Linked DNA regions of Homo sapiens: all the other regions are linked to region 1. The links are chromatin contacts, found by Hi-C or POLR2A ChIA-PET in ENCODE. All regions are on one chromosome and are shown on one strand. The core of a region is the stretch at or near the end of the contact, and the rest is flanking DNA. Distances in the headings are between cores, read along the strand shown. Region 1 has its middle 74 kb from the start of NAP1L1. Region 2 holds the start of CSRP2 (cysteine and glycine rich protein 2). Region 3 overlaps LOC105369844 (a long non-coding RNA gene). Region 4 holds the start of CAPS2 (calcyphosine 2).

Region 1 (2,700 bases), core at 150-2,649:
CTTCTTATTTTATAGCTAAAGGTAGTAAGAACCAACAACTTTCACTCTTTGGATTAAAGTGCTCTATGCATCAAATCCCAGTGGGTTTTAAAATTATACTGAATCTAGGCCAGGCACAGTGGCTCATGTTTGTAATCCCAGCACTTAAGGAGGCCGAAGTGAGAGAATTGGTTGAGGCCAGGAATTCGAGACAAGTCTGGGCAACAAAGTGAGATCCCATCTCTACAAAAAATTAAAAAATTAGCCAGACTGGTGGGCTCCCTTAGCCTCAGCTACTTGGGAGGCTGAGGTGGGAGATTGCTTGAACCTGAGAGGCGGAGGCTGCAGTGAGCCAAGATCACATCACTGCACTCCAGCCTGGGTGACAGAGCGAGACTCCACCACACACACACACACACACACACAAAATCAGCAAACTTTGAGTAAAGCAGATTCCCCCTCCATTCCCTCTATTATGTCAGTGGGCCTCATCCAATCAGTGGAAAGGCCTTAGTAGAAAAAGACTGCGGTCTCTCGAGGAAGAAGGGAATCTGCTGCTAGACTGCATTCGGACTCGCAACTGCAACAACTCTTTCCTAGGTCTCCAGCCTGTCAGCCTACCCTGCAGATTTTGGATTTTCTAGCCTCCACAATTGTGTGAGCCAATTTCTTAAAATAGATCTCTCTCCATCTCTTTCTCTCTCTCTCTCTCTTTCTCTCTCTCTATATATATAAAATATGAGGAACCTAATAAAAATATATTCTATATATAGTTAAGGAACTTGTTCATTAAATACATGTATTATATACTAGAGAGAGATTTATTTTAATGAATTGGCTCACACAATTATGGAGAAACCAACATGATGTGTGTGTGTGTGTGTATATTTATATATAGGTTTTAGGTTGTGTACTATATATATCATATATAGTATGTGTATATATATATAATGTGTATATATTATATATACTATGTTGTGTATACATACTCTATGTAATATATACCATATATATGTGTCATGTAAACATGGATTCTCTTTTTCTCCCAACACAACCTCAGGAGGTAGATATGAGGAAACTGTGGTTCACAGAGGTTAAGGAGCTTGTCCAAGTGTACATAGCTAGCAAGAGGTAGATGCAAAATTGTAAGAACCACGCTGTCTCCATAACGCATGTGAAGACTCTTAGTTTATGCCCAGAAGAGGGAAGCTGCTCAATATTAATTCTCTTCCGTTTTCCTCTTCCACTGCCTTTTGTCTGATTACTCAGCTGTTTCTGCTAATGTCAGAGCCAGTGAAAGCCACGAAGTGTCGTACCATTCAATTTATAGCTCTCGTGCCATCAGGAATCTGCTCCAAGGTGATTCATGCTGTGACATTCTAGCCAGAAACTGAATCTGAAAGCAGCAACTAACTGTTCCACCACAGGATCTTGGGTTGCCTCAGTTTTCACGCCTACTAGTGGTCAGTTATGGGAGTGTGGTGACCCACTGAACACAGCCGCAGTCTACACTGCTGAATTCATACCCAGAGCCAACCACAGGCCTGTGCGTTGGAATGCACACCTCATTGTCTCCACTTTCATGGTGTAATTTAGAAGTGAGAAGGGAGAGTGGGTAGTGGTCTGAACCTTCCTTTCTGGCTTGGTGCTGCTCAGAGAGCAAGCTGTCTTTCTCATTTGGTAGTCTTGGTTTGGAAGCCGTAAGTGAAACAAGAACCATCCACTCTCTGTTTCTTCTCTCTTCTCCTTTGAAACCACGAAAGAGATCTGTTCCATTAGCACAAAGAATGCATTTATGCATTTTAAGTGGTTCTTTGGCAAACCAGAGGGCTGTTCTATGACAGGCTACAGACATTGTCTGTAGCTATTCATCAGATTGATAGGTGTCCTTATAATATCGATATCCCCAAATGTAACTTCATCTCCTTGTAAATTCATCGCAGTGGGGATGCTAATGTTGGCACCAAGCTATTCTATAATTTTAAGGGAAGAGGTTTTGAGAGTCCTCTGCAGTTGGCATAACACATGTTATATCCATGCTTGGATTTTGATATACTGAAATAATTTAAAATTTGAGATAATTCTACAAAGACTGGTTTATTTCAAGTTGATTACTTCCCGACTTCCAGTATGTAACATAGGCACCATTATCTTTTTAATTAAGCTGTTGCTGTAAAGCATATTTTAAAAAGGCCATTTAAAACTTTAAGACTGTATTATACATTTTTATGGTCTGATGCAATGAACAATGTTTGGCATCTGTTATATTGTATCTACAAACACAGTGTATAGCATGGGACAAAGTTACAAACATTGGAGCTTTAACTCCTTTCCCGTCTCCTGTCCCTCCATTCTTCCTAAATGATACCAAATTCTTTTCTGGTCCACAAACACGTCATTCTCTTTCATGTCTTGCATGTGCTGTCTCCTTGGTCTACAACGATCCTTCCATCCTTCATCCCCCTCCTCCTACTACACTTCACAAATTGCTGTTCACCCTTTGACACTCAGATTAAATGTCACCTCCCTCAGGAAGCCTCTTATGATTTCCTATGCTACTTCCTTGGAGCTTAATATCTATTTCCTATAATTTTCCAAAGGCATATAAATTCAAATAAAGTTATCCCTAAACTGTCTGCCAAGCAATCTTAGAAGACATGTAGAGAGCTTGAATGAAATCTGTGCTTCCAAGAAGGAAGCATGTGATGAGCATAGACAGTT
Region 2 (2,700 bases), core at 20-2,519, 720 kb after region 1:
TTCTGAAACTATGTTAGATTCTCCCTTTCAAAATCTATCACCCAATTCTTTCTTGAAAAACGTGAGTCAAAGTACAGCCAACTTTGTGGCTGTCCTATTTGAATTCTTGGCATTTTATGAGGAGAGTTTTAAAACAGGTTAATTGGAAAAGTCAAGAACTAAATACGACGATTTTCGCTGCCCGGGTTAAAAAATTACTAACTGCCCCCGCCCCACCCCCCCACCCCCCAAAAAAAATTCTGTACCGAAAAGCATTTATAAAGGGAAAATGTGCTTGGTTTGCAGACTGCAAATAAAACAGGTTAAACATTTTGGGTAGCCATTTAAGTAAAAATCGTTTAACAAATGTCCTGGCTTAGAAGGGGGAAAGGGATCCGCCGGTTTAGAAAGCCCGCCCCCGCCCCCAGGGGGTGCCTACGTGGAGCTCCTGAATCTGGCTCTGGAGAACCCAGAATGTGATTCGCAGGACCTGTCGCATAATTTCACAACCAAGCATTCTTGCATTCTTCTTTGTACCTGAATCGTAGAAAGTTCTGGAAAAAGCTAGGAGTAAGTGATTGACATTCCCTGCTGTTCCTTCAACATAGAGGGGTTCGGTGCTGGGTGGGCAGACACCACCAAACAATGGGGATGCCAGGAGCCCGGTACGGCGGCAGGAGCAGTACCCTGGGCTCGGGGGGATGTAGAAGCCCCATTCCACCCCTAGGGGACAGAACCCAGTAAGGTCGCCCTCGGTGCTCACCACACTCCGGGCAGAGGGGGCCCTGAGACTCCGACCCCCACCCCAGAGAGAGCCTGCCGCTGGACGAGGGGACCGACGGCTGCTAAGAGGCGGATTAGCAGAAACGCGAAACTCACAACCCGCCTCTCTCCCAGAGAAACCAGTATGGAGAAATTAAAGGTCATATAAGATTATTTACCTGCCCCGCGGGCCTGGGATCCCAGGGCATGGCCTGGACGGCCTCGGGGACAAGGGCAGGTGTGTTTGGGGGATAAGAGAGAGAAAATCTGGGGCGCAGGGATGAGAAGGCTGGCAGGGGCACAAATGCGGACCGGGATGGGGATGTCGGAGGAGACCGGGGCGCGCCGGCCGGGCGACAGCACGACCCCGGGAGGCGGTGGAAACCCCCTGCAACTCCCGCCCCGGGGTTGGCGGCGCCGCGGAACCGCCCCACCGCCCCTACTCACTTGAGTCGGAGGCGGGAGCACGTACCGCAGGCGGAGCTAGCGAGGCTGGGCTGGAGGGAGGGTCCAGGGAGTCCGAGATCCCAGGCGAAGCGCGCGCCGGTGCCTTTTAAAGAGCGCTCGGTGGGCGCGGCCTGTGTCCGCCCCGCCCTCCTCCCAGCCCCGCCCGCCGGATTCCCGGAGCCGCTTGCCGGGCTGGGGCGTGTAGCGGGCGGGCTGCCCTCTGCCCGCTCCGGGCTAGCCACCAGGAGACAAAAGGCAGGAGGCCCGCCTCTTCCTGCAGCTTCCCGCCCGCCCGGCATCTTCCCACGTCCCGGGACCGCTCCCTCCCAAAGGGACCCGGCAGTTCCAAAAGCCACTGGGACTTGGAGAGGGACTTCCTTCCCCTCCAGGGAGGCCCGGCGGCGGGACGGTCCCGCTGGAAAGTGGCCCCCGCCGCCCTGCGTCGGACCTGTCCACCGCGAGCGCCGATCCCCCTCTTCGCGGAGACAGTCATGGGCCGGGAGGCTCCAGCAGTAGAAAGTCAGCCAAACGGGGCTTTCCGCCACCTCCCCCTTGCCTTGTCCTTGTCAGTAAACTCAACGTGATTAACTTCCCTAGTTAACGCATATTCTCTCGTCCGATTTCCAGCTTCTGGGAATCCACAACTTCTTATTCTTAAAGAGCAAAATTCATCTAGACTAAATAAATGACGTTACGAAAACGCCCCATTCCCAAAGTGTTTCGCTCTTCCCCTCCACCAGGGCACAGCACGCGATGCTGAGGGGGAAGAAACCTAAACCCAGGCAGAAACCCCGGGCGCCACAGGCCCTGTATTTATATGTGTTGATGTCAGAAAAGCACAAGGATACCGTGACATCCGAAGGGACCTAATGCCTAAGCTACAGGATGATTTATTGTTTTAGATGAAAAGGAAAATAAACAATGCAATCTCTATCTGGTTCATATTCTAGGCCTCCTCATGACCTCTCCTGCCAGAAGCAATGATCCCGGAGAACTGATACTTGCGGAGTGGGGAGTTCAAAAAAGTCAGTGACCAAAACCCCCTCATGCCATAAATGCTATTGCCTCCTCTGGTCCAGAGTTTCTCATCCTCCACACCATTGACATCTTGGGCTGGATAATTCTTTATTGTAGGGGGCTGTCCTGTGCATTGTAGGAGGCCTCCACCCACTAGATGCCAGTTGCAACCTGCCCCCGACGTTGTGACAATCAAAAAGTCTCTGGACATTGCCAAATGCCCTCTTGGGGAGAGGGCAGGGAGCACATATCCGCATGACAACGTACAGAACCGACTTATAATATTATTATTGTTTTATTTTATATGCTGGGGCCAATCCAGGATAAACTCATTATAGCTGCCTTGTTCTCTGTCCACCAAGTACTGTCCAAAAACACATAGTGGTGATTGACATCTCCTGATACTGTGGCAGGAGTCTGGAAAGCATTCTTGCCTGCTGTGAGCTTTTCTAAATATGGGCAATCCTTATTTCAGTGATATCAGCTAGTGTAAGT
Region 3 (2,700 bases), core at 35-2,534, 520 kb before region 1:
AGGAAAAATTATGTGACTCTCTTACTCTTTACTTTTTCCATCTTTGATAAAGTAAAGAAATACCTTTTCTCTTAGAAAAACAACAACCACCACAACAGAAAACAAATACAAGCATAATTTTAAATGGCAGCTGGTATTCAATGTCAGGGAGATAAGAAGGAGTGGATGTGTCTATGGAAAACAGGAAGCAGCTGTTTCTCAGCTTCAGCCAATGTCAGCCAATAGGCAACATAACCATTAGCAAATTTTTTTCCATTTCTCAAGACAATCTGAAATTCAGGCTTTCATTTGAAATCTCTGATGTTTAAAAATTTGCTCGAGGATAACATATCTACATGCCAGAAATAGCATGCTAAAGAGAATACATCTCCATGACAGAAATGGTCAGTGGGTTGCCAGTTCGTGGCTTCTTTATCACAAATTACTAAAGGCAGTGCTTTTCAAACTGCAGAGGACAACCTACTGATGGCTGATGTCACCAATCTCATGGGTTGCAAGTAGCATTTTTAAATGAAATAGAATTGCATAGAAGAAAATGGAATAGAAAGCAACAGAATTTATCACATTTAATGGGGTAGGAATTGTAAAAGGAGATCTGTGTGTGTGCATGTCTGTGTGTGTCTGTGTGTGTAGTAGGTCTCTGTAGGTCTCTGTAAAAAAAAAAAATCTACTGCTGACTGTAGTCAATACGTTTGAAAGTCACTGCCTTGGTAACATTATTTTACCCACTTACTGTCATATGACATTTAAATGCCAATGGTTTTGAAAAGTGTATCTATAGGCTAGATTTTTATCTTGAACTCAGACCCATATTTTCAACTATCTACCAGATATTAGCACTTGGATGTTCCACACGTCCCACAAATTGAGTAATAGAATGATTAAAATAATGGGCTTTGTAGCCAGATTTGAGTTTGAATTGTGGGATTTCTCAGCCTGTTTTCTCATTCTTAAAGTCGGAATAATTAAAACCTCAAAATAGTGCTGTAAGAATTTATGTCCTTAGAACAGTGCCTGGCTCACACAAAAATAAATAAATATCGCTTGAGCACCAACCACGTTCCAGGTATTGTTCTAGGCACTAGAGATTGATGAGAAAATTCAGCCCCCCCACCATATGAGACAATGCTGCTTTTCAGCGGTTTGAGAAAAAAGTTGAAATCAACAAAACATCCCCTTCATGTTTTACTGCATACATACAGTAATCCTTTTAAAACGTATTCCATCAGCAACCTTTTCAAACAGCACTTTGAAGTTTACTGAGTTATGACCACAGAATGACCTTCTTCCTGCTGAGTGTGAGTAAGCCTTCTCTCCCTGCCCCAGCTAACCACCAGGCAATTCTCAGAGAGGTCTCAGTTTTACTTGGGTACAAAATAGAACCTCTAATGTTATTGGGTGAAGGAACTTGTGTGCAGCGTTCCCAGGTTCTAGTGAATAAGATGATGTCCTTTGCCCTTGTGAAGTTTGCTGACAGTGACCACATAAACAGATACATACATGACAGTATAATTTCAGCTGATATCGTACTGTTGTAAGTATTGTTACAATGATGATGATGATTGTGATGATAAAGTAAAACCATAAACACATTATTTCCCCACTCTTTCTCCTTACACCTACCTCCTTCTCATCCTGTATTTCTAGCTGGATGAATCACATCACCTTTCACACTGTTGCCCAAGCCAAAGGCATCTATCTAGTCTATAGGCTCTACTCTATATTTCTGAAATCCATCTACTTTTCACTCTTACTATCATTGTGCTATGCCAGATTCCTACCATCACTTGCCCAAGGTTCTGTGGCAAACTCCTGATTGGCCTTTCTGCTTCCAGATCCATCCCCTCTTAATACATCATTCACATTGAAATCAGACTCCATCTAGAATGGATCTAGCCATGTCTGTTCATTTCCTAACCCTTTAAGGTCTCCCCATTGTCATCTGTAGAAAGTCTAAGCTCCTGGTGGATTTACCAGACCCTTCGTGATCTTAGCCTTGTTCAACTCTCAAGCATCATCGTTCTCAAATTCTGTCTTCTTGTTAATTAGAATGACTTACATAAATTTTTAAAGTTCTCTTTTACTTCCAGGCTTTTATCTAGACTACTCTTCCTCCTGGAAATCTTTTTGCTCTCCCTGCTTTTCTTACTTCCAACATTCCCTGCACCCCCCGCCACACCCACACACTTCCACCCTTCAATTAAGTGCACTTTGAAATTGTTTGTTTTCTTGACTCTCTCCTCTTAAGGGGAGATGTCTTTATTGGCGTATTCCAATTAACTAAAGTAAAATGCCTACGTCCCTGTATTTGTTTCCTATTACTGCTGTAACAAATTGTCACAAACATAATGGCTTAGAACAATATAAATTTATCATCTAATGTTCTGCAAACCAGAAGTCTGGCAGGTCTCATCAGGTTAAAATCAAGATATTGGCTAAAATCAAGGCATCAGCTAAAATCAAGGCACCAGCAGGACTGCATTGTTGTATTCCTTTCTGTAGGGTCTAGGTAGGATCTATTTCCTTGCCTTTTCCAACTTCTAGAGATCATGCATATTCCTTGGCTTGAAGCTGCCTTCTTTCTATTTTCAAAACTAGAATAGGCGAGGGAAGTCCTTCCCACTTGGAATCACTCTGATCTCCTCATTTGCCTCTCTCTTCCATTTTTAAGGTCCCTTATAATTACATATCACCTGGATA
Region 4 (2,700 bases), core at 186-2,685, 830 kb before region 1:
GTATTCAAAGGGCAATGCCGTCATACATGGAACACTTTCGGATCTATGGAATTAGAGCAGTCAGGCAACTGACACCCTATGTAGATAATTTTAAGATTTTGACAGGGCTTCAAAGACAAAAACAGCTCAACCTTCTGATCTTCAAACCGAGCCAGCTGAGATCCAGAAAAGTGAACTGTACTTCGCTAAATGTTTGCCAGTTATTGCAGACCCGAATTCACACGTGGGTTTCAGATCTCTTTTCAGTACTACATCCTCACTGGTAAAGGTAATAGAAGAATTCGAGGGGAATGAGCTGTAGGGACTAAAAAATTAGAAACCTAAACTTGGTGGCACAAGAATCAGCAAACAACTGGCTGTGAGTGAATCTTTGAAACCTATGCCAAGGGTTGTCTTTGTCATTAAGCACTGAATATCCAGCTGGGCTATGTTGGAGATAGGGAGTAGCAAAAGGAAGGGAAAGCACTTCTAAATGGCTTCTGTCCCCACTTAAATGGCTGCATGTCATGAGATGATATTGCTAGCATATAATAAATACTGTTGGCTAATGTCTTTAGTGCTACCAAAAATAACTGAACACACTTCCCATTTCCCTCATTTTTTTTTAAGGATGACTATTTCCACTTCCAATTATTATCACTTCTCTCGGTAGTAATATTACTGGCTATTATGTTACTTATATCAAATCAGAAAAAAATGAAAAGCAAAAAATAAACTGATTTAATTCAGCCCATAAATAAGAAAAAAAGAAAGAGATGTAAATACAATTTAGTATTTAAGCTACATGAAGGTAGGGACCAAGTCTATGTTGATCCCAGACGACTACAGACCCAGATATCTGAATTGAAACTTAGGTCATTCCTAATTTCAAGCAAAACAGGGTAATATCTCCTTTCACCCCATCACTCCCCCTGCTCCCAAATTATATTATAATTCAGAGCACCTGCAGTGTAGCAGAAGGAATTCCCCATCCCCTACCTAACTGGGATTCCTGGACAGGACAGGCGAGGGGCACAAGAGACAGTCAGCCTGATTTCACCTAACAAGCTCGGTAAGAAGAGGTCCAGAGTTAGAAGAGTTGGAAAAGGTATAAACTAGCGCGATTCCTCCAAAAACCGCATTCAGAAAGCTTTAGACAGGACAGTCTAGACAGTCCAGGCCCGCGTCTGCAGGTTGCCCGGCAACAGGCGCCGCAGCGCAGGGCTTCTGATTACACTCTGACCTCCAGGGACGAAAAGGTCGTCGGCCCAAGTCCCTTGTTCGTTCTACGCCACCTCCCGCCCCCGCCAATCTGCCTCCTCAGTTCCGCTGCCTGGCTGACCGGAACTGAGCTTGTGGCCGGAGACCCCGCCACGCTCTCAGAAGTACTTGCTGGCTGGAAAACCCAAAGGGGTGAAACCTCAGCTACAGCCGCCGCAGCCTCCCAGGGAACCGGCTCCGCGGCGCCCCTAAACCCCGGCGAGGAGCCGGAGCGGACTCACTCACCCGCGCTTCTCCTGAGCAGGGAAAGGGCCAAAGCCCGGCCCGGATCCACGGCGGTTGTTGTGTAATTCTTTGTCTAATTGAATTCTGTTTAACATATTTCATAAGGCACCTGTCTGTGCACAGAGCCCAGAATGACGTTTTGAGGAGAAGAAATTTAAGCATATGCTACAATATCTGCTCTCAAGGAGCTTGCACTTATTTTTTTTAAAGACTGTAATATATTATATAGAGATACATAGATATTAGACATGGATATTACTTTAAATTTGTGTGACTATGTACATATAGATGATTACATGAATAATTGCATATATATGTATGTGTATTTGTGTGTGTATATATAATTAAAATTTAAAATGATGTGTGGAAAGGGCAAAGGCCTAGAAATCAAGAAACCTGCATTTTATTCTTTGCCTTTTTTTTTTTTTGAGACGGAGTTTCCTTCTTGTTGCCCAGGCTGGAGTGCAATGGCACAATCTCGACTCACTGCAACCTCTGCCTCCCAGGTTCAAGCGATTCTCCTGCCCCAGCCTCCCAAGTAGTTGGGATTACATGCGCCCACCACCACGCCCGGTTAATATTTTGTATCTTTATATAGAGGGGGTTTCACCATGTTGGGCAGGCTGGTCTCGAACTCCTGACCTCAGGTGATACCCTGCCTCAGACTCCCAGAGTGCTGTGATTTACAGGCATGAGCCACCATGCCCGGCCTAAATATTTTTATGTATGCTCTGTACACAATATCTTGGCATCAACTCCTCATCTATAAAGGGAAAAAGCTGGTTTGAGATAATTCCAAGGATCCACTCCACTCTAATATGCACTAACTTTCCTAAATTACACAGCCAAGAGTCAGATATTCAAATTAGAAGTAAGAGTTTATGAAAGTTAATCCAGTTCTTTCATAATCATGTTTTTCTAATCTGCAGTAACTTTTCAAAATTAGCTCCCCTCAGAATGTATGTATCAAAACGTGAATATTTCCAGTATTTCCTGGTGCAAATTTGGGAGTAAAAATACAAATAAATTTTTAAAGTATAAAAATAGTGAAGGAAATGAGGTATAATGTAATCACTCTGTATTTTTCTGCTGCACTCCATAAAATTCATCTATCCATTACCCCCACATAGAAAGAAAAGCAAAAATAAATAGCAGAAAACACACATAAAAATAAAACAGAAAGCTAAATTTAACTTTTTTTTTTTTTTGAGACGG

Evidence for each region. A loop is a pair of places that touch in the nucleus more often than their neighbours do. ChIA-PET counts read pairs that join two places held with the same protein, here RNA polymerase II (POLR2A). Pooled maps may share reads with other maps.
Region 2: a map with no recorded cell type shows a loop between it and region 1 (4-fold over the local background). The contact joins the promoter of CSRP2 here to the enhancer-like site in region 1. A Hi-C loop is called at or near these places in 2 of 37 single-sample maps with no recorded cell type and 2 of 50 pooled maps.
Region 3: a loop to region 1 is called in a pooled map, with 5 times the contacts of the local background. The contact joins two enhancer-like sites. A Hi-C loop is called at or near these places in 12 of 37 single-sample maps with no recorded cell type and 11 of 50 pooled maps. POLR2A ChIA-PET finds 5 or more read pairs at or near these places in 1 of 52 experiments (activated T-cell).
Region 4: a map of GM12878 shows a loop between it and region 1 (3-fold over the local background). The contact joins the promoter of CAPS2 here to the enhancer-like site in region 1. A Hi-C loop is called at or near these places in 1 of 168 maps with a recorded cell type or tissue (GM12878), 8 of 37 single-sample maps with no recorded cell type and 10 of 50 pooled maps. POLR2A ChIA-PET finds 5 or more read pairs at or near these places in 1 of 52 experiments (activated T-cell).

The regions. Positions count from the first base shown.
Region 1 is chr12:76,157,477-76,160,176 of GRCh38, forward strand. No RefSeq gene overlaps it. Among named protein-coding and RNA genes, the nearest start is that of NAP1L1, 74 kb to the left of the region's middle. Within about 2 kb of position 1,400, at least 10 of the 41 ENCODE cell types and tissues checked have a DNase peak (open chromatin) inside an H3K27ac peak, as active enhancers do; they include GM12878, where a contact is called at or near this core.
Region 2 is chr12:76,877,750-76,880,449 of GRCh38, forward strand. CSRP2 (cysteine and glycine rich protein 2) reads right to left here and starts at 1,270. Exons shown (of 6, transcript NM_001321.3): 1 at 1,189-1,270. It overlaps LOC124902971 (a long non-coding RNA gene), which reads left to right and starts at 610. Exons shown (of 2, transcript XR_007063380.1): 1 at 610-901; 2 at 2,139-2,700. RefSeq lists silencers at 1,030-1,459, 1,490-1,539.
Region 3 is chr12:75,634,592-75,637,291 of GRCh38, forward strand. The region is part of intron 8 of LOC105369844 (a long non-coding RNA gene); the gene reads right to left. Among named protein-coding and RNA genes, the nearest start is that of KRR1, 120 kb to the left of the region's middle. RefSeq lists a silencer at 1,158-1,452. Within about 2 kb of position 1,285, at least 5 of the 41 ENCODE cell types and tissues checked have a DNase peak (open chromatin) inside an H3K27ac peak, as active enhancers do.
Region 4 is chr12:75,328,889-75,331,588 of GRCh38, forward strand. It overlaps CAPS2 (calcyphosine 2), which reads right to left and starts at 1,436. Exons shown (of 17, transcript NM_001355024.4): 1 at 979-1,436. RefSeq lists an enhancer at 1,343-1,392.